2 separate regions of the Homo sapiens genome follow, and region 1 is linked to region 2. A link is an interaction called in ENCODE POLR2A ChIA-PET data of the cell type or tissue named here. Cell type or tissue: GM12878. All regions are shown on one strand. Each heading gives the region's core, and the rest is flanking DNA. Links, peaks and the distances in the headings are about the cores only. Region 1 holds the start of HIGD2AP2 (HIGD2A pseudogene 2). Region 2 overlaps MAP4 (microtubule associated protein 4).

What was found. ChIA-PET counts read pairs that join two places held together with the same protein. Peaks named below come from ENCODE experiments on the same cell type or tissue, not always from the same donor. Only the 100,000 strongest peaks of a DNase experiment are listed, where the experiment ranks them.
Region 1: POLR2A ChIA-PET joins it to region 2 with 10 read pairs; 2 of 35 experiments call an interaction of 5 or more read pairs at or near these places.

The regions. Positions count from the first base shown.
Region 1 is chr3:47,659,609-47,670,740 of GRCh38, forward strand. It overlaps SMARCC1 (SWI/SNF related BAF chromatin remodeling complex subunit C1), which reads right to left. Exons shown (of 28, transcript NM_003074.4): 19 at 11,050-11,109; 20 at 2,726-2,984; 21 at 1,686-1,847. It overlaps HIGD2AP2 (HIGD2A pseudogene 2), which reads left to right and starts at 3,112. Exons shown (of 2, transcript XM_047449430.1): 1 at 3,112-3,143; 2 at 4,005-4,326. The coding sequence starts at 3,112. The coding sequence ends at 4,326. It overlaps SNORD146 (small nucleolar RNA, C/D box 146), which reads right to left and starts at 2,086; the gene lies at 1,957-2,086. RefSeq lists a silencer at 8,972-9,175. In GM12878, for the core only: a CTCF peak has its summit at 5,125 (motif pointing left); no DNase peak of the experiment used is centred there.
Region 2 is chr3:47,904,323-47,915,454 of GRCh38, forward strand. It overlaps MAP4 (microtubule associated protein 4), which reads right to left. Exons shown (of 21, transcript NM_001385682.1): 8 at 10,495-10,617; 9 at 4,716-8,099. Among named protein-coding and RNA genes, the nearest start is that of MIR1226, 60 kb to the left of the region's middle. In GM12878, for the core only: no CTCF peak of the experiment used is centred there; no DNase peak of the experiment used is centred there.

The DNA of each region.
Region 1 (11,132 bases), core at 1,513-9,512, 240 kb before region 2:
CTATAACAAATGTACCACCCTGGTATTGATCGTGGGGAAAACTGTGCATGTAGGGGTAGTCAGGCAGTATACAGAAACTCTGTAATGTCTACTGAATTTTGCTATGAACCTAAAACTGCTCTAAGACATAAAGTCTACTAAGAAAAAAAAAAGGGGGGGGGGGCAAGAATCTGAGTAGGTATTTCCCAAGGCAGACATAAAAATGGCCAATAAACACATGATATTCAAGATGATTAGTCATCAATGCAAATACAAACCCCAACATCAAACCACTAGATTGGCTATTACAGGTAAAAATGGAAAATAAGTATTGACAAGGACATGAAAAACTTAGAAATGTTATACATTACGGGTAAGAACATAAAATGGTATAGCCACTATGAAAAACAGGCTGGCAGTTTCTCAAAAAGGTAAACAAAATTACCATATAACTCAGCAATTCTACCCCTAGGTATACACCCAACCAAAAGAAGTGAAAATCCTTAGTTCACAAAAAAGCTTGTATATAAGTACTCATAGCAGCATTTTTCATAGTAGTATAAAAGTGGAAACAATAGGCCAGGTGCGGTGGCTCATGCTTATAATCCCAGCACTTTGGGAGGCCGAGGCGGGCAGATCACGAGGTCAGGAGATCGAGACCATCCTGGCCAACATGGTGAAACCCTGTCTCTACTAAAAATACAAAAAATTAGCTGGGCGTGGTGGCAGGCGCCTGTAGTCCCAGCTACTCGGGAGGCTGAAGCAGGAAAATGGCGTGAACCAGGGAGGCAGAGCTTGCAGTGAGCTGAGATCGCGCCACTGCACTCCAGCCTGGGCGACAGAGCAAGACTCTGTCTAAAAAAAAAAAAAAAAAAAAAAAAAGTGGAAACAATAAAAATGTCCATGAACTGACAAATAAATATAATTGGGTATATCCACACAAAGAAATAATCAGCACTGACAAGAATGAGATACTGATGCATGCTACAGCATGGAAGAACCTTGAAAACATTATGCTAAGTCAAAGAAGCAGACACAAAGGCCACATATTATATGATTCTGTTTATATTAAATGTCCAGAATAGGCAAACCCATAGAGACAGAAAGCAGATTGTTAGTGGGTACCACAGCTGAAGAGCAAAAGGAATGGGGAGTGACCACTTAATAAGTATGTGACTTCCTATTGGGATGAGGAAAATGTTCTGGAATTAGATAGTGGTGATAGACACACAGCATTGTAAATATAGCAGAAGCTACTAGGTTATATACTTTTAAGCAGTTAAAATGAGGAATTTTATGTTACAGGAATTTTTCCTCAGCTAAAAAAACCCCCAAAACAATGAATTTAAACCCACTCAGCAACATATAAATTAACATAATCATAAGTCCTTTCAATATTCTTTTTTTCACCTACAGTTCCATGCATCTTTCAGTATTCTTGTATCTGTCTATTCAAAACCTGGATCTACAAACAGCAACCAGATAATTCACAACTGTAATACCATTAACAGTTACAAGATAATTTTTTAGTTCTAGCTACCAAAAGAAACAGACAAGAGAAAAAAAATCATGTACTAATCTTAAAAGACAAGTTTATACTGATCATTGTACTCACTTTTTAGTGCAAGTAAACCCAATTATTTGAGTAAACTGACAGGAATACAAACATATATTAACCCTGTCCCTTAAAAGCAGCAGTGACTCACCAAGCTTCTCTGGCTCATCGGGCCCTGTGCCTGCAATGCAGCTGCTCTCCAGACCGTAGGTGGGATCCACTTTCCCAGAGGCTCGTGCTGCTTCTTGTACTTTCTTGACATGAGCTTCAACCAATTCCAGTGGTACCTCCTCCCGGACCCGAGAAAACTCCTCTGGTTCAAGAATAAAAATGGAACAGCAATCTAACTTTGCACAAAAATTTGCTTCAGTGTAAAACCACCACCAGGAAACCCAACACAGTATTATTGTCTTAGGTGTAGCAACCTCTTCAGGCTCTCAGTCCCTCTATACCAGAAAAATGAGAGGACTAAATGAGACAAAAAATAGTAATAATAATGAAATTCTATGGTTCTACATTTTCTCCTACACATCACAGAGCCTTGAAATAAGAGATCTTTCAACTTATGCCAGTAATAATCAAAACTGCTGTCCATATTTTAACTGCTTACTAGATTAATAAGTCAAAAAAACAAAAACAGCAAGGATTAAACATCCATAAAACCAAGAAAGAGTTCTATGATGTGACAAAGTTCTAGTTACAATTAATGTGTAACCCATGAATATTAAATGACTTCCTTTGCTAGTTACACCAAATTCTAAATTAATCACAAAATACACAATAAAAAACCTCTGTCCCTCCAATTCCTAAAGCTCTTAATTTTAAGGTGCATTACTTAAAAATTTTGTAATACTTTTTTTTTTTTTTTGAGACGGAGTCTTGCTCTATTGCCCAGGGGATGGAGTGCAGTGGCACGATCTCGGCTCACTGCAACCTCTGCCTCCTGGGTTCAAGCGATTCTCCTGCCTCAGCCTCCCAAGTAGCTGGGACTATAGGCATGTGCCACCACACCCAGCTAATTTGGTGTCCAGCCAAATATTGTAATACTTTTATAAAGAATATGGTATCTTTCACAGGTAATATCTGATTTTTGTTATTTACATTAAAAGAAATGAATGTAACGGCTGGTAATATTTAAATTGGGATAAACTGAGTTTTTCTGTTGAGGAGATGGTTTAGGGAAGTCCATACCCAAAGCCGCTTTTGCTGCAGCAGATGCCACGCGAGGGTCCACCACAGATGCCAAAAAAGCAACAGTACTCATAACTGGATTTCCTGACTGACTGAAGGGGACAGGCTGGTAGGCCAAAGGCCCAAGGGAAGCATCTGAATTCTCAAGGTATGGGTCCTCAATGGGAAGTCTCAAAAAGTGGAGGATGCATTCATCCTGAGTACGACTTCCAACATGTTCCGACACTTTGTTCCAATCATCCTTGTACATCTCCAGGGCCTAAGACAGAAAAAACAGATGCTTTCATGTCAGGTAACAAGAAAGTAATGTGTAATATTAGAAGTTCTTTAGATAGCTTTTTTAAAAAAAATTAATGCAAATATTTATGCATAAATAGAAAGATTTGATGGTTTCCTTAGATTATTTTCAATCAGGCAAGTAAAATAAATAAAAGACATGCATACTGTAAAGAAAGTAGTCCAGGCACGGTGGCTCACGCGTATAATCTCAGCACTTTGGGAGGCAGAGGTGGGCAGATCACCTGAGGTCAGGAGTTCGAGAGCAGCCTGGCCAATAACATGGTGAAACCCCATCTCTACTAAAAATACAAAAATTAGCTGGGCATGGTGGTGCGTGCCTGTAATCCCAGCTACTCAGGAGACTGAGGCACCAGAATCGCTTGAACCTGGGAGGCAGAAGTTGCAGTGAGCCGAGATTGTGCCACTGCATTCCAGCCTAGGCGGCAAGAGTGATAGAAAGAAAGAAAAGAAGAAACAAAAGAAAAGAGGGAGGGAGGGAGGGAGGGAAGGAAGGGAGGGAGGGAGGGAGGAAGGAAAGGAGGGAAGGGAGGGTAGGGGAGAGGAGGGGAGAGGGGAGGGGAGGGGTGGGGAGGGGAGGGGAGGAAGGAAGGAAGGAAGGAAGGAAGGAAGGAAGGAAGGAAGGAAGGAAGGAAGGGCTTTTTTACTAATACATACAGACATGACTGTTTATGTAGAAAATTCTAAGGAAGCTATAAAAAAAAGTACTAAAACTGAATAGCTGAGCAAAGTCACAGGATAGAAGGGCAATAGAGAAACTGAACTATATTTCCATACATAATAGCAATGAACAATTTTAAATAGGAAGAAAAAAGTATTTAAAATAACATAAAAGCTGGGTGTAGTGGCACACATCTGTACTCCCAGCTACTCAGGGGGCTGAGGCGAGAGGATCTCTTGAGCCCAGGGGTTCAAGGCCAGCCTGACAAACACAGCAAGACCCTGTCTTAGGTCGCGATTTTCTCCTGCTGCTGTGGCCCAGACATGGCGACTCCGGCCCTGTGATTCCAGAGGTCCCCTTTGAACCATCGAAGCCCCCAGTCATTGAGGGGCTTAGCCCCACTGTTTACAGGAATCCAGAGAGTTTCAAGGAAAAGTTCCTTCACAAGACCCACGAGAACCCGGTGGTACCCATAGGTTGCCTGGCCACGGCGGCCGCCCTCACCTACAGCCTCTATTCCTTCCACCGGGGCAACAGCCAGCGCTCTCAGCTCATGATGTGCACCTGGATCGCCGCCCAGGGTTTCACGGTCACAGCCATCTTGCTGGGTCTAGCTGTCACCGCTATGAAGTCTCAACCCTGAGCCCAGGGTCTGGCTTTGAAAGCTCCGCAGAAATGATTCCAAAACCCAGGAGCAAGCACTGGCCCTACCATGGGACTTACTCCCTCCTCTCCTTTGAGAGGCCCATGCGTCGTTGGGGGAGGAAGTGACCCTTTGCGTAACTGTAACTGAAAGTTTTTTCAAAAATCCTAGTTTCTGTTGTTTGAATGTTACATACTTCTATTTGTGCCACATCTCCCCTCCACTCCCCTGCTTAATAAACTCTAAAAAAAAAAAAAAAAAGACCCTGTCTTAAATAGCATAATGAGATACTTAGGAGGAATAAACATAATAAAGAATGTATAAGAGCAACAGACTAGAATGAGTAAAACATGAGAGAACTCAAAGACCCAAATAAAGGAAGAGATATATTGTGTTCATTCATTAGAAGTCTCAGTATTAAGATGTCAGTTCTTTCCAAGTTGAACTACAGATTCAATACAATTCCAGTCAAACTCCAAGTAGGCTTCTTTTTAGTAGAAATTGATAAACTGATTCTAAAATTTATAAACTACATACATTTCTAGTTTTATAATTTATTATTTTTTCAGAGAAAATCCTGAAAGAAACCAACAAAAAGAGTAAAAGGAGTCTCCGAGGGAAAAACGGATAGAACAGTAGAAAGAAAACCACAACTATGTGGTGCTAAGAATGTTGAGGAATTAATTGGATAAAAAGAATTTATTTAGTGGCATACTGAAGTTGCTACTCTCACACCATTCTCTCCAGGACCATGGTTCTCAATGAAGGGTAATTTTTGCCCCCTTGAGGACACTGGCAATGTCTGCAGACATTTTTGGTTGACCCAACTGGAGAAGTGCTGCTGGTATCTAACAGCAAGGAGGGGCCATGTATGCTGTAAAACATATATGAACCCTCCACCCCAACAACAAAAAAATCTGGCCCAAATGTCAATATTGAATGCTCCAACTGAAAAACCTTGCATTAGAGCCTAATTTGCTGCTCTACACTGTGAGATTGAGCTTTCTATAACAATAGTTGTCTCCATGTTTACTTTTTCAGTTAATTATTTTACTTCAAAGATTTTTTTTTCTTAATTTTTAGAGACATGTTCTCACTGTATTGCCCAGGATGGTCACGGACTTCTGAACTCAAGGAATCCTCCCGCCTCAGCCTCCCAAAGTGCTGAGATTACAGGTGTGAAACACTGCACCTGGACATCAATTAATTCTTAACTCTGGGTTCCAACTGCTGCTCAGGCTTTCATTTCTGCTGGAATGGTAGAGGACTTCTCAAAACCCAAGCCAGCAAATGGCCTGACACATTAAATCCCTTGAAAAACTAGGCTAATTCTGGGTTTCCTCTGGATATTCAGTAACCTCAGGTAGTTCGAGAAGGAATTACTTTTTGAAAGATCCAGATTGTAAGAAAAAAGAAAAATAAATCTCACTCGGGTCCACGGAAGTAGAAATATATCTACTGGGGCTGTATTATGTTTCTAATTATAAATAGGGATTTTCTAGACATGCTCTATCATGCCCTTTTCCAATGAAATTTTTAATTAAAAAATATTTTTTCATGTTCCTTTCGCCAGGGAACAATAAGAAAGTTCATCAAGTTTTTTTCCAGAATAAAGGTGGAGTTGGGGAAACTTCTGAGATACAAAATCCAAGCAAGACTCAGCATCCAGAAGAGCACAGAGTTGAGAATCTGTAAATGTCTGAGCCTAGGAACTGATAATAATGCTAATAAGAGAGGCAAATTAAAGTGATGTTTTGAAAAGAGAATAATGCGGTGACACACTGGCCAGGAAGGAGGATGATTCAATGAAAGTTTTTAGTAAGTATCTTATAATGCTACAAAACAGCTTCATTCATCCTGCCATAACCCAGGTTCAGGTCTTCATCATTACTTAACCTGGATACACTCACTCACTCTCTTTTTTTTTTTTTTGTGAGACACGGTCTTGCTATGTTGCCCAAGCTGCTGTCCAATTCCTGGCCTCAAGCAATCCTTCCATCTCAGCCTCATAGATCGATTATTATAATTACCTTTCTATAGTAATTTCATCCTTCTCCACGCTGCTAGGGTGAAATATGTTTTACATAAAACACTCTTTCTCTCCTGCCTAAAACTATTTTATTATGTGTCATTATCTTATGAAATTAAGCCAAACATGATCAGGACACTGCCTACTTCTCCCGCCCTATTCCCTACTCTTCACGTTTCAACAATACACAGGCCCCACTGATCTATTCCTACTAGGTATTGTGCCTATGAACCATTTGTTCTGCACTGGAAACATCATGTTTTAGGACCAACACAGCTATACCATTCCCAGAAGCCTGTTCATTATGTCTTATCTACCTGGCTTGTTTGCAAAGCAACTCCTCTGTACAGCTCTTGTGCTCTGGACATACCTCTAATCATAAAGCTGGGAATTCCGCATTCAAGCTTTGTGTTTTATCTTTCTCTGTCACTTAAGCAGACTATGAATTCCTTAAAGGTACAGATTGTGTTCTACAGATCTCTACCTGCAGTGTCTGTCAGTGTCCAAAACACAATACCTAATAAAGTTTACTGAACTCAAACCACAGGAAACTGAACTAAACCAAGAAATAAATCTGACTTTGCTATGGCTCTCAAATGTAAAAAGGCAGACTGTTTTCCTAATTAAAAAAAAAAAAAAAAAAGGTTCTCTTAGCTAAACCAAGCTTGTCCAACCTGTGGCCTGCAGCCTACATGTGGCCCAGGATGGCGCTGAATGTGGCCCATACAAATTCATAAACTTTCTTAAAACACTATGATTTTTTGGGGGGATTTTTTTTTAAGCTCATCAGCTATTGTTAGTGTTAGTGTATTTTATGTGTGGCCCAATGTGGCCCAGGGAAGCCAAAGATTGGACATCTCTGTCCTTAAGAAAAGTTTTTTAATAGAAGATTTACTATGCATCTTAGTGTAGTTCAAAAGTACATAGAATGATATATTTCCTGGGTTTTGCATCAAGAAAAAGTATGTAAAGTGTATGCACACTGTGAGGAAATCTTTCATGTTGGTTACTGAATATCTTCTAATGCTATGTTTCCTATTATTTAGCTGGCATAAAAAATGAGAGAAACTCGGGCCAGGCACGGTGGCTCACGCCTGTAATCCCAGCACTTTGGGATGCTGAGGTGGGCCGATCACGAGGTCAGGAGATCGAGACCATCCTGGCTAACATGGTGAAACCTCGTCTCTACTAAAAACACAAAAAAATTAGCCGGGCATGGTGGCAGGCACCTGTAGTCCCAGCTACTTGGGAGGCCGAGGCAGGAGAATAGTGTGAACCCGGGAGGCGGAGCTTGCAGTGAGCCGAGATCACGCCACTGCACTCCAGCCTGGGCGACAGAGCGAGACTCCGTCTCAAAAAAAAAAAAAAAAGAGAGAGAGAGAAACTCTTACAGTGATAAATAAATGTTAATAAATTACAAGTTTTCTTTGCAGGCATAGCCTTTATGTCTATTAATTATCTAAGGGAAAATAAATAGCATGAGAAAGCAAAGCATACATGACAAACACTAGAGCTATCACGGGAGAATCAGTGAGCTCACAAATTCAAGTCTTGTCACTTTCAAGCCCAAGAATAATTATAAATGAACAGGAAGAATACTGCAATCAGTTGTGGACTTAAAAGAAATTGTGAAGGCCAAGCGCGGTGGCTTGTGCCTGTAATCCCAGCACTCTGGGAGGTTGAGGCGGGCAGATCACGAGGTCAAGAGATCGAGACCATCCTGGCCAACATGGTGAAACCCCGTGTCTTCTGAAAATACAAAAATTAGCTGGGCATGGTGGCGCGTGCCTGTAGTCCCAACTACTCGGGAGGCTGAGGCAGAAGAACTGCGTGAACCCAGGAGGCAGAGGTTGCAGTGAGCTGAGATCATGTCACTGCACTCCAGCCTGGTGACAGAGTGAGATTCCTTCTCAAAGAAAAAAGAAACTGTGAACCCAGTACAGTGGCTCACGTCTGTAATCTAAGTACTCTGGGAGGCTGAGGCAGGAGGATCACTAGAGACCAGGAGTTCAAGACCAGCATGGACAGCATAGCAAAACCCTGCCTCTATATTAAATAAATAAATATGTGCATATATATATAGATACGCATGTACATATATATTAACTTGAAAAAAAATTCTTTAGTCACTGTGGAATAGAGTGGCTCCATTATCTCTCTTTCATTCTGGTGCCCTGATTATATCAACAGAATTTCAAACTTCCATAAAGACTGTCATGGCCTTTTATAGCTACTTATTCTTGTTGTGCTGTTTTGTTTTTTTACCTCAAACTTTAGACTTTATAGGCCTACTCATTCTAATGACATATTTTCAAGTAGAAATTCCCCACACCTTTTTACAACTGAAGTCTTATTCAAACAGGCCATCATCATCTTGATCTTACAGAGTAATTTCTTTTTAAAACGTTAATATAAAACCTTACATTATCCTTCATTTCTACCGATTAAAGATTTTTCTTTTTCAAACTGCATTCCTTCATCTATCGTATACATTCCACTTTGACTATTTCCAAAATTGAAATGTTGCCTCCAATATTTACAATAAGATAACAAGGAAATGAACATAACCAGATATTAACCTTCAGCATTTACCCAAAAGCTGTGCTTTGATAAAAGACTTTATGAAACAAGGTCTTTTAAAAATCAAAGGGGTGTGCTCAAGAATACGATAAATATTTGGAATGCTGCCTGTGTGGTATATTTGTTTAATAAAATAGTATGCCAGCCTGAGCAACATGGTGAAACCCCATCTCTATTAAAAATACAAAAAAACTAGCCAGGCATGGTGGTGCACACCTGTAGTCCCAGCTACTCGAGAGGCTGAGCTGGGAGGATCGCCTGAGCTCGGGAAATTGAGGCTGCAGTGGACTGAGACTGCGCTACTGCACACTAGCATGGGGGAAGGGAGAAAAACCCTGTCTTAAAAAAAAAAAAAAGGTACGATGCTATTTTGAAAACAGCAAACCCCAATGAGTCTACCAGATTTATCGATTTATTAGAAAGAGACTATATTTGATTATAAATCCATTTAAAAATACTCATCTGACTTCATATTCTTAAGCTATTAAGTATCTCTAAATAAACTATATAAATCGAAGATGTTAGTGGTAAACACTGATGTGGAGAAGTCTTTTATTTCTCTTTGTGTTATTGCAAACAATTCCTGTTGACTGAATTGCAAGATTAAAAGAAAAATCAAACACTTCACAGATTCCACCTGAAGGAGAGAAAATGCACTGTTGTGTAATACTGTGGTTTTCTTGGATGTCTTTAGTGTCAACAGTAGCTCAGTCATTCTTACCTCACTTTTACTACCTACTAATCTTAAATGTGAAAAAGGAGAAAAGTTCCAGCATCAATGTGCAGCAGGAAAAAGAACAACTGTTGCTCCAGTCATTGTTATACAACTTACTTTCTCTCCAGAGCCCAAAGATTCCAAAATAGCAATACAAAAGTGTGTTTATAGTCACCCACAAGTACTGAAAACACGGTTCATTTTAATTAATATTAAAATCTAGTAGATATGGCTATACAAAATAGTCCTGAAATTGAAAGTGAGTCAGTCAGTACCATAGGAAAGATAGTTAAATAAATAAGTAAAAAGTGAGTCAGCAAAGCTCTCTGCGTATCACTGATACTGAATGGGCATATGAGAATATATTAAAATAGAGGCAAAAAAACACAAAACAAGGGATTGTTTTGATTTTGATCACAACAGAGAAAGATAAGGTTGGGGGGAGAACCAGAAAACAGCAAGAAAAAGTAAAAGAGGAATACAAAAAAGAAATGGAAATAGTTTGATGATGCACCAATGATACTTCTACAGTAATTACAACTATTGGAACAACCTGAAAAACCATCAAAGCAGTACAGCAACCAAAATGTCACCAAGTCCACTCTATGTGGTCTGGGAACCCAGAGGGCACCAGGCTCTTTTAGGAGGACTGCGATGTCAAACAATTTCCTTGATAATACTAAGACACTACTGCCTTTTTCATTATGTTGACATTTGCATTCATGGTGCAAAAGGAGCAGCGACATCTTAGGATAAATCCAGGCAATGACACCAATTGTCTTAGTAGTCACTTTATTTCTAATTGTCACACATTCACAACTTATTTTGTGATTAGGAATTAGCTTCACTTAAACATCCTCAATGAATCTATAAAAATTATCAATTTAATCATCTCAATACCTAACTACATGGAGACACAGAAAAGGATTTAAGTATCAACTATCAAAGCATGATGGCTGTTCTAAAGGAAAACACATTTGTGATTGAGTTTTGAGCTCCAGTGGACACTTTTTAAAACAGAATACTATAGGTGAGTTTAAAATGCTAGTCACAGGCCAGGCACAGTGGTTCATGCCAGAACTTTGGGAGGCCAAGGTGGGAGGATTGCTTGAGTCCAGGAGTTTGAGACCAGCCTGGACAACATGGTGAAAGCCCATTGCTACAAAAAATACAAAAATTAGCCAGGCATGGTGGCACACGCCCTTAGTCCCAGCTATTCAGGACTGAAGGTAAGAGGATCGCCTGAGCCTGGGAGGTAGAGGCTGCACTGAGCTACCATCAGGCCACTGCACTCCAGCCTGGGTGACACAGCGAGACCCTGCCTCTAAATAAAACAAAACAAAATAAAATGCTAGTCAAAGAATCTTAGCACACATCCCATATGCATTAATCTGCTTACCTCCAGGAGTAGAAGGGTCTCCTGTTCAGTCCATTCTCTTCCAGCACTAGCACCTTTACTCTAAGGAAACAAAATCAGAAATT
Region 2 (11,132 bases), core at 1,388-9,387:
TATTATTTTTTGAGATGGAGTCTCACTCTGTCTCCCAGGCTGGAGTGCAGTGGTGCGATCTTGGCTCACTGCAACCTCTGCCTCCTAGGTTCAAGAAATTCTCCTGAGCCTCCTGAGTAGCTGGGATTACAGGCGTGCGCTGTCATACCCAGCTAATTTTTGTATTTTTAGTAGAGATGGGGTTTCACCATGTTGGCCAGGCTGGTCTCGAACTCCTGACCTCAGGTGATCTGCTGCGCCTGGCCAGTGCTATTATTATTAACACCCGGATTAGTTAGAGGTACTATTATTTTTACTAACACCACTAATAATATCTTTTTTTTTTTTGGGCGGGGGGGCTAGAGAGGGGCGGGGCGGGGGATGGAGTCTCACTCACTCTATCGCCCAGGCTGGAGGGCAGTGTTGTGATCTTGGCTTACTGGAACCTCTGCCTCTTGGGTTCAAGAGAGCGATTCTCCTGCCTCAGTCTCCTGAGTAGGTGGAATTACAGGCATGCAACATCATGCGTGGCTACTTTTTGTATTTTTAGTAGAGATGGGGTTTCACCATGTTGGCCAGGCTGGTCTTGAACTCCTGGCCTCAAGTGATTTGCCTACCTCAGCCTCCCAAAGTGCTGGGACTACAGGTGTGAGCCACTGTGCCCAGCCAACACCATTTGTAATATCTTTACTGTCCAAACAATGGAAACCATGGGTGACACCATTTGACCACAAGACGAATGAGAACAAGATATGTGAGAATTGGTAGCAATATGGGGGCAGGGCAGTTAACATGAATGATTCAAAGTGAGGAACAAAGATAAACACCAGTGATGGACTAACAAAACATGTGAACACATTATGCTGTTCGACAGAAAAACTCGATATGCAAGACATAAACTCTCCCTACGATAAGCTAGAAACAGTGACTTCAAGAAAAATATTGAGTGGATTAATTTTTCTTCTACAAAACTAAAAAATAAGAATAGGACAACTCTGAAAAAGAATAATAGGGCAAGGGGTTGGGCTAGCCCTATTAGATATTAAAATATATTAGGAAGCCTGGTGGAAAGATCAATGGATCAGGAAAGAAAGTCCAGAAATAGACCAAATACATGCAGAAATTTAGGGTATGACAAAGGTGGCAGTTCAGTGGGAGATCGATTATAAACATGATGGTGGGATGACCAAGTAACCCTGCCTCACAACCTTATAAACAAAACATACCAAAACAACAACAACAACAAAAAAAAAAAACCCCACAAACAAGCAAATTCTAGATTGGCCAACAATTTAAAATGAAAAATATTAATAGAAGAGAAAAGAAAATATTTTCATAATTTCAGAGCATGGATTGGCTTTTATAAACTTGTTAATACATGAAGAAGTCACTAAAAAAAAAATAAAACACAGCCAGGCATGGTAGCTCATGCCTGTAATCCCAGCACTTTGGGAGGCTGAGGCAAGTGGATCGCCTAAGGTCAGGAGTTCAAGACCAGCCTGGCCAACATAGTGAAACCCAGCTCTACTAAAAATACAAAAAATTAGCTGAGCGTGGTGGTAGGCACCTATAATCCTAGCTACTAGGGAGGCTGAGGTAGGAGAATCGCTTGAACCTGGGAGGTGGAGGTTGCAGTGAGCCAAGATCGTGCCATTGCACTCCAGCCTGGGCAACAAGAGTGAAACTCCATCTCAAAAAACAAAAAAAACAAACAAAAAACAGCACACACACAAAATCTATGCCATGAAATAATTTTTCACCGATTAGATCAGTACACATAACCAAAAAAAAAAAAAAAATCACACTAGTAGAGAAAGGCAGGGAAACAGGTATTTGTCTATGTTGAGGGTGGGAGTAGAGATGTACCTTTCTCTACAAGGGACATCTCTGTAGGCCTACAGAGAGCAATATGGAACACCCATCAAAATTATGAATACATATTCTTCAAACCAGAGATTCTTACTCCGGAGCCCCTTTTTATTACACAGACGCACACACATGAAGATGACATCCTATAGATACAAAGATAGTTTATGTACCATATTTCTAATGAAAAAAAGTTGGGAAACACCTAAATGTGCATCAGTAAAGAAGTACTGGCCAGGCACGGTGGCTCAACACCTGTAATTCCAACACTTTGGGGAGGCTGAGGCAGACAGATCACCTGAGGTTGGGAGTTTGAGATCAGCCTGACCAACATGGAGAAACCCCGTCTCTATTAAAAATACAAAATTAGCTGGGCGTGGTGGTGCATGCCTGTAATCCCAGCTACTCGGGAGGCTGAGGCAGGAGAATCACTTGAACCCAGGAGGCAGAGGTTGCGGTGAACTGAGATCATGCCATTGCACTCCTTCGTGGGCAATGAGAGCAAAACTCTGTCTCAAAAAAAAAAAAAGTACTATAATACATTAGTATATACCTATGTAATGAAATAGTATACAGCTATCAAAAAAGAATGAGTCATATCTAGAGACATGTACCAGGAAAAAAGATTAAAAAAAAAAACAAAAAAAAGAGGCCTCTTTCTTTATACTGATTCTTTTTTTTTTTTGAAATGGAGTTTCCCTCTTGTGGCCCAGGCTGGGGTGCAGTGGCGCGATCTCGGCTCACTGCAACCTCCACCTCCCAGATTCAAGTGATTCTCCTGCCTCATCCTCCCAAGTAGCTGGGATTACAGGCATGCACCACCACACCCAGCTAGTTTTGTATTTTTAGTAGAGATGGGGTTTCTCCACGTTGGTGAGGCTGGTCTCGAACTCCTGACCTCAGGTGATCCGCCTGCCTCGGCCTCCCAAAGTGCTGGGATTATAGGTGTGAGCCACTGCGCCTGGCTTCTTTATACTGAGTCTTAAAAGATCTCTTTAAAAATTAAGTTTAAAAAGAATAGCACACATCAGTATGTATGTATACGTCTCATTTATATGAAATCAGGAAATATATATGTTATTACTTATTATACATAAATTGTCTGGAAGGATATATAAGCTATTGTGAACACTGGTTGCTCTGGAGAGGGAAAGCTGGAAGGCGGTTAATGGAGGGAGGCCAACTTACGTTTTACTGTATACTCCTTTGTACCATGTGAATGTATTAACCTATTCGACAATTAGTTTAAAAATTTTTTTTTAACTATTAAAAAGGTATACATTGTCCTTAGGGGAAAGGTGTGGTAGAATTTATAGAAGAAACAATAAATTTTGTCCCAAACCCATTATCCTTCCCATACCCACTCTGTAAGGCCACTGCTAACACAGTCTCTGAGCCTGACCTGACCCAGGCAGGGCCCCAAAAGTTCTGCAGTACTGGTCTTGCTTCCTCAAGAAAAACAAATCCTCTTTCTGCATTTCTTTGGAAATACTGAGCAAAAAGAGATGGCTGGGATTTCACAGAAATTACATGTTAACTTTTAGATCACTGCTGAAACTAAAGAATGGGTCTAGAAACCAAAACGAAAGAACTGGATAGAACACTGGAAATCTCAATGAATGCTGGAAAGCCCTCTACATACTATTTCATTTTCTGCCTTGGTAATAGGGTAGCTAATAGAAGATAAAAACAGAGAAGATGAGAATGTCTTATGCAAATAACAACCTTTAGCATTCTTTACTCACACAGCAGTATTCCTTAGTGGGTACATACTCATGCATAGACAAGCTTTACCCAAAAGAACAAGTCCATACCATGCAGAACACAATCCCATGATGAAACCTCTCTAAAAGCCTGACTGGCTACTAAAACCAATTGGTGTTTTTTTTAAATTCTGGAGTTAGTAGCTACATCATGCAAGCTGGGAAACAGTGATTAAGAAATAGTGTCACTTGTAGGCTGTGAAAAATCTCAAAGACAAGGGAACATTTTTTGAAAGCTAGATTCAGGGAAGCCACGATTAAATGTATACTTTTTTGGGGAATTGGGGGTGGGGGGAAACGGGGCTACCATTTCTAAATCTTAAAGGAATCATCTTCTTAATCTCATTCCAATTACTTGACTGAATAGAGCCAAAAAAGAGTAAAATTATGAGGAACACAACATGGGCAAGTTTTATGGACTATGTTTGATGGACACAGACTATGCCCAAAACTCAAACCCACATGGAACTGTGGGGCAATGGATATAAGCAACAAACTGGTCAAAAAATGTATCTGTATCATTGAGAGATCATTTCCCATTACTAGAAACACAAATAAATCGGTGCCTACCAATGCTGGTTTGAGGCCACCATTTCCTCATAAGGAGGTGGACTGATTTCATTTAACCTAAAAGCAGTTTGGATATTTAGTCCCACCAGCACAAGCTACATATAAATTGAAAAAAATCTCATGCACATAGCTAGACATGAAATATTTTCTTTCCTCCTGTGAATCCTTATACCAAGTAATGATTAAAATTTAGCTGTAAACTTGATACATAGGAGGCACAATTTTAAAAAAATTAAGAAATGGATGATGATAGGTCTTTTGTTAGACAATTCATTGAAAATTCAACTTCCCCTAAAATTCAACGTTCAGTGCTGGGTAAAAAAGGCATGCAACCAAGTTACCAGCCTCCTCAAGCAGGACACAAGGAACACATTGGCTGCAGAAAACACACCGTAGCAGTTATAGGTTTCATGCCAACAAACCAATGATTAACAAGGATGATTAGAGTCTGGATGGAGCCAAGACACAAGCTCTTTGCCTTTCTGATGCTGACTCAAAAGCCACAAGCACACACATTTCCCCATGGCAGGTTCATACCAGCGGACTTCAGTTGCTTATGTCTCTCTTGTTCCTGGATTGTAGACTTTGGCAAAAGTGGAGTAAGTCCTCGGGACTTGGTGGGTCTCATGTAGCCTTTCATTGGTTCTGCCATTCTGCTTTTATCTTCCTTTTTCCCTTCTCCTGGTGTCTTTGATTCAGATTTTTCTGTCATTTTCTGAGGTGTCTCCAAAATCTTATCTTTGGGTTCTGGGAGTCGAACACCCTTGGAAGCAGTCATTATTACTAACGTATCCGCCACCTCTGAAGGAGGAGCTTCGACTTTGCTATGTAAGAAATCTGACTGGATTTCTGGTGTTGGCAAGGAAACGCTTTCCAATTCCGTGATTTTACAAGCCAGACTAATTTCTTTCAATTTATCATTTTCACTTTTTGGAGACAAAAGAGTCAGATCTACCTTCTTATTCAAACTATCTGAACCTTTGGAATTTCTATCTTGAGCATTTTGGTCCTCACAAAAACTGAGCTTTTGTGCTTTGTCTTCCAGTAAGTCAGGAATCTGAACTGCAACAGACCCTTCTTTAGTCTCTTTCTCTTCATTCACTGGATGTGCTGGGAAATTACCTCTATCTGCATATCCTTCTAGGGCTCTGGCCTCTCCTGGTAGGCTCTGGTCTTCTACTGGCACTCCAGGAAGGAGGTGACCTTTTGCTAGCTCTGTGACTTTCTCTACTGAATGCTTAGACGCACCACTGTGCACTGACTCAGATTCTCCTATCACATGCCCTTCATCGATCCCTGCTTCATTTTTCATGGAATCAGCAAGCTCAGCTTTATTCTTAAGAGAGTGATCTCCATGAATGTTAACTGTTTCTATGGCTGTTGTAATAGGTAGAGCAACTCCTCCTGTGCTTGTAGAGGGCACAACAGCAGAGGGACCCTTGGGTCTTTCTTGACCTGGGACTCCATCTTTGGTGTAGTTATCTACCATTAATGATTTGGAAATCTGGGCTGGGGCTATCTCTTGCCCATTTTTTGCCAAGGTATCTGGAAAGGAATCACCTTCCTTTACTACTTGAGGAGTAGGAGTGGGCAGTTTTTCACAGGCTGCTGATTCCAGAACCTCTAGAGGAGATGATTTATTTATCAGCTCTGATGGTGTTCTGGGACAGGTAAATGTAATATTTCTATTTTCGTCCATATAGGCCATTCCTTCAATTCCCTGGTCCCCTGTGGTTTCCATGGGAACATGTATTTTTGTTGCATCTATCTTATTCTCCAGAATGTGCTTCTCAGGAGAACTATTTTTAACCTTTTTACTTTTTCCATCATTACTCCTTTTACTTGGTTTGTCAGCCACTGCAGTGTATCTATTGGCTGCATCTGTCTTATTCTCCTCAGATACTACTGAAGGAACAAATCCTGCCCCCTGGATTTGCTCTTGGCAGCTCACATCTGTCACCTTGGCAGGTGGTTCAGTAACAGTAGAAGCCTTGACTGTGCTTATCTTGTTTTCCCCAAGAGTCCCAAGCTCAACAAAATTAACCTGAAAATTTCCACCCTTCCTGTCAACTGCTTCCACTGTGGGTGTATCTGGTGTATGTGAGAACGAAGAATCATGCATTTTGGGGAAAGTAAATCCTATTTCCTTGCTTTTATGGGGAATACTACCAGTATCTCCATCCTTCCCTTCAAAAGGTGGGTTAAGGATTTCTTCCTTCCTCTCCATTCTAGCAGGCTGTGTGGAATAATTATTTTTAAACTTTTTGCTTTTGCCTTCATTGCCTCTCTTTTTAGGCTTTTCAGAAATCCAGGGAGCTGCCTCATGATCCTTCCATGGACACCTTCCTTCCTTGCTCTGGTTATTGACACCCATATCTTTGACTACATCTCCTGTTTCTGTGCTAACACCAGAAGTCTGAGTCATGCCTGATCCACTTTCCAAAGGAATCAATGCCTGCATGGTGCCTGCCACCTTAGGCTGAGTCATCTCTTTAGGCTCCCCCATCACCACTGCCTCCGTGAGATCAGCCTTAGTGCCTGGTTGCTTTGAAGAATTCAGCCCCAGCTCCTCACTCTTATCCTGAGTAGTCATTCCTTCAGTTTTAGAGACTGGCTCACTCGGTATGAGAACAGCCCTTCCGTCCTTCTGGCTGTCCAGAAGAAATGGCAGCTCAGATTTTGCTTTTACCTTCCCAGAATCTGTTCTCATTTTCCCAGAACTTCCCCTTCCCTTCCTGCTTTTGCCATCACCTGCCATTCTCTTAAATGGTTCATTCTCTACCCCAGGGACCTGTACCAACACTTGGCCCTGCAGCTGCTCAGAAGTAAAGATGCTGATCTCTTGTCTTTCGTTGGGAAAAGCTTCCTTTTTTAGTTCTTTATCCTCTTCAGCTCCTTCAGGAAACTCCTTCAGTTTGACATTCTGCAGTTTAGTCATTTTACTTTCATTATTCCCTTCTTTTAGATTACATTCTAATGGATTACTTGCTATCAAAGTGGGTACCAAATTTGGTATTTCTTTTGCTGCTGTGGGTTTTGAAACTACACCCATAACCTCTTGGTCCAAGAAAGGAGAGCAACCCTCTTTAAGTCTGATATCCAAAGGGGTTTCTACATTGTATGCAGAAACTTCTGCTAGGGGTCCTTTCAGATTGAGAGGGCCTACTGACTGGCTTTTATCTACAGGAGTCTTCAGGTGGGGTGCAGGCTGTGGTTTGTATTCATGTTGCTTCAGCAATTTCTTGTCTTGGTTTTGTAGTACTGACTTGTTACTTTTGCTCTCTTCCTCTACTCTCAGCTTAGACTGAGAACTTATTGCAGTTTTGGGGGCTTCTTCAGAAGGATATAAAGGAATTCTGAGACTCTCTGAGACAAAGTTCTCAGCTACCAGTCTGGCTGCACTGGAGTTAACTAAACATTCCCTTTTCAAGTTTTCTCCAGATACAAGTCCATATTCTGTACCCATAGTGGTAGGCTGGCTGGGGAGAACACCTGATTTTTGTGTGTCAGCTGCAAATGGATGACCTTTAGGCTTATCTGCATTGTCATCATCCGAAGGTCCTCCAGCCCGTGGTTGAGAATATCTCTTTTGCTTTGGTTTCTTCTTCTTTTTCTTCATCATTATTGGTGTGCTTTCTATATCCCAGGCCTCCCTGCCAAGATCCCTCTGGGGTTCAAGTGAGTCAACATGAATACTTTTTCTTTGGTTCCCAGGCCCACCACAGGAGGATGAACCAGAGACCCAACCTGACTCAGACAAAGAGCAGTGGCCCAGCCTGTGATCAAGAGTCTTCCATGGAGGAGAGCCTCCCAGCAGCTCAGGAGGGACCCTGGCAGGCTTGGGCCGGGTTGACCTGCGGTCACTGGGTCTGCAAACTTGTTTGGCTTGTGTGGGAGGGGTACCGCAATACATGAAGTTGGCTAAAATTCCAAACAAAAAACTCCTCGTTATTGTTTCTTAAAAACAACAAAAAACAAACAAACAAACAAAAAAACCAGACCATATAAATGACTAATTTAAGGAGGCTATTTTCACTAATACATATAGTACTTACTGTAATTTGCTCAGGAAAACAGTCTTTTCTAAAACATTTCTCACTTTTAACTGGCGCTAGCAAAAATATTTAACAGATCATCATCTCAGGTAAAGATTGTTTTCAAACATTTATAAAATATTTGAAATTTCAGAAGTAGCAGGATTGAACTTTTAAAAATGAAACATTTCACATCTTTTAACCTCTAAAAATAAGCACTTACTGCCTGTAAATCTCATCTGATTTATATTGGTCATTCTTAGTGCTTGCCTCTTTTTGGTGAAATTTATTAATTGCTTCAGTTAAATATACATGATTTTGGACAAAATTTATAATTCTAAGACTAGGTCACCAATATTAAACTAATACTTGTCAAACAAACCAGACAGATTCTGGGAACTAGATCAGAAGGCCAGACTTAAGTCACTTCACGCACACACACAAAATATACTGAATCCACATTTTGGTCAGAGAAAAATTCTCATGATTCCAGAACCAGAGCATCCTACTTTGAAAGACAAATATGTTAAATTTCAACATTCTGCTCCTAAATGTACTTCCCAAAAGACAGAGAAATATATATAATGTTAAGTAGGATAATTAATTTTAACAATTAAGATGAGTACCTTTGGAAGAGTTTCAGCAGGTGATCTGGTCTAACCTTCCTCCCAGTTAATATAATATGGATCCAAGATCCTGGCAAGAGTCTCATTAAGAGCAGGTATATGCCAGCTCCTGTCAAGTCTGACCCAATAAATTGATTTCCAAGAATATTATAATATGTAAATAGTGGATTTCATTCTTGTCCTTACCCCTCCAATATCCTCTAAATCCTAGCCTTTGTTTAATATCTCAGGTTAATTATTGCATCGCTCAAAAAATTGCTAGGCTATAGTATCCCCCAGTATTTATAACATTTAATTCAGCAATTAATCAGCAGCTATTCAGTGCCATCTTTTATACTATTTTATTCAATTATTATGTAAATCTTGGGTTTCAGAGTTCATGCCTGAGAACTTATCTCTTCATTCAGGTTATAATATAATAATTCAGGGGGCAAGGACGGGGACTTAAATATCTATATGCCTTAACATGGTGTATTTTGTATACCATAAGCACTTGATAAATCTTTACTGATTTGTTGAGTCAGTAAAACAACATTTAAAAAAAAAATCACACATTTATTTAAGCTCTAGTCTTGTGCTAGGTAGTGTGCAAAGCATTAGAGATTCTAAGTGAAATAAGTCATGGGCCCTTATGTCCCATATGTCAGGATGTCCACATTCCAATCATAGTCACAGAAAAGTAAACAGAAAATCAAGTTGATAATCATATACATATGCTTCTGGGTTATTAAAAACAGGTAATCTTCAAATTCACTGAATAATCAAACTTTAAATTGGAAAGTATCTTAGAGCAGTACCTCTCAAAGTTTAATGAAAATTAGAATTATCTGGGGATCTAATTAAAATGCAGATAATAATTACAAAGGCCTAAGGTAGAGCCCAAGATTCTGCATTTCTACCAGCCTCTCAGGTAATGTAGATGCTGTTGGGCCATGGAACACTGTAACTAGTAAGACTTTAGAGAACATTTGACCAATTAATTTATATTATAGCTAAGTAAACTGAGATATAGGCAAGTTATGTAACTTGCTTAAGACCACACAGGATAGAATAGTGAATAGCTGAACCAGATCAAAATTTGGGTGTCCTTTCTTCACTATGAAAACAGTGGAGAAGGCCAGGCACGGTCGCTCACGCCTGTAATCCCAACACTTTGGGAGGCTGAGGTGGGCAGATCACCAGAGGTCAGGAGTTTGAGACCAGCCTGGCCAACATGGTGAAACCTCATCTCTACTAAAAATTAGCCGGGCATGGTGGCAGGCGCCTGTAATCCCAGCTACTCAGGAGGCTGAGGCAGGAGAATCGCTTGAACCCAGTAGGTGGAGGATGCAGTGAGCCAAGATCACGCCATTGCACGCCAGCCTGGGCGACAGAGTGAGACTCTGTCTCAAAAAAAAAAAAACAACGACAACAACAACAAAAAAAACAGTGGAGAAAAAAAAAATTAGGTATCCTGATTTGCTGTAGTAGTAATTTTTAAAGATATAACAAGCTGACATTCTGTCTAAACCAGATAAAATCTGTCTAAGAGAATTGACTTCATAAACTATACTGCTGATTACCACCATACAACAGGGAACTAGAGACAATGTCTACCATCACTACTCTATCGCCCCTAATTTGTTTCAAAGAGTTCATTTTGTTTTCCTAACTTACCTGAGGTCTCTGAAGAAAGCTCAGAAGGTTGACTGTTGCATGGTTTCCTTTCCCCTAGTTTTTCTAACACAGAATCCTCCTCGGCCGGCAAGCTGCACTTTTTCCCCGTTCCTGTGACGGTTTCTAAAGGTAATAACAAAAGCCACACACGTTTCAGAGAAGCATGATTTCAGCTATTTTCCATCTGCCAGAAATTGGATATGGGATTAGTTTCTGAGGAGTTCTCCTACAAGGGGCAGCAAAGGAGTGAAGTGGTAGTTGGAAGCTGAAGTTGGGAAGGTATGTCTAGTTATGTTACTTTTTTTTTTTTTTTTGAGATGGAGTTTTTCACTCTTTGTTGCTCAGGCTGGAGTGCAATGGTGCGATCTCGGCTCACCACAACCTCCGTCTCCCAGGTTCAAGTGATTCTCCTGCCTCAGCCTCCCGAGTAGCTGGGATTACAGGCATGCGCCACCATGCCCGGCTAATTTTGTATTTTTAGTGGAGACGGGGTTTCTCCATGTTGGTCAGGCTAGTCTTGAATTCCCGACCTCAGGTGATCCGCCCACCTCGGCCGCCCAAAGTGCTGGGATTACAGGTGTGAGCCACCATGCCCGGTCAATGTTTCGTTTTTTAAGATGGGAAAAATAACAAACGTT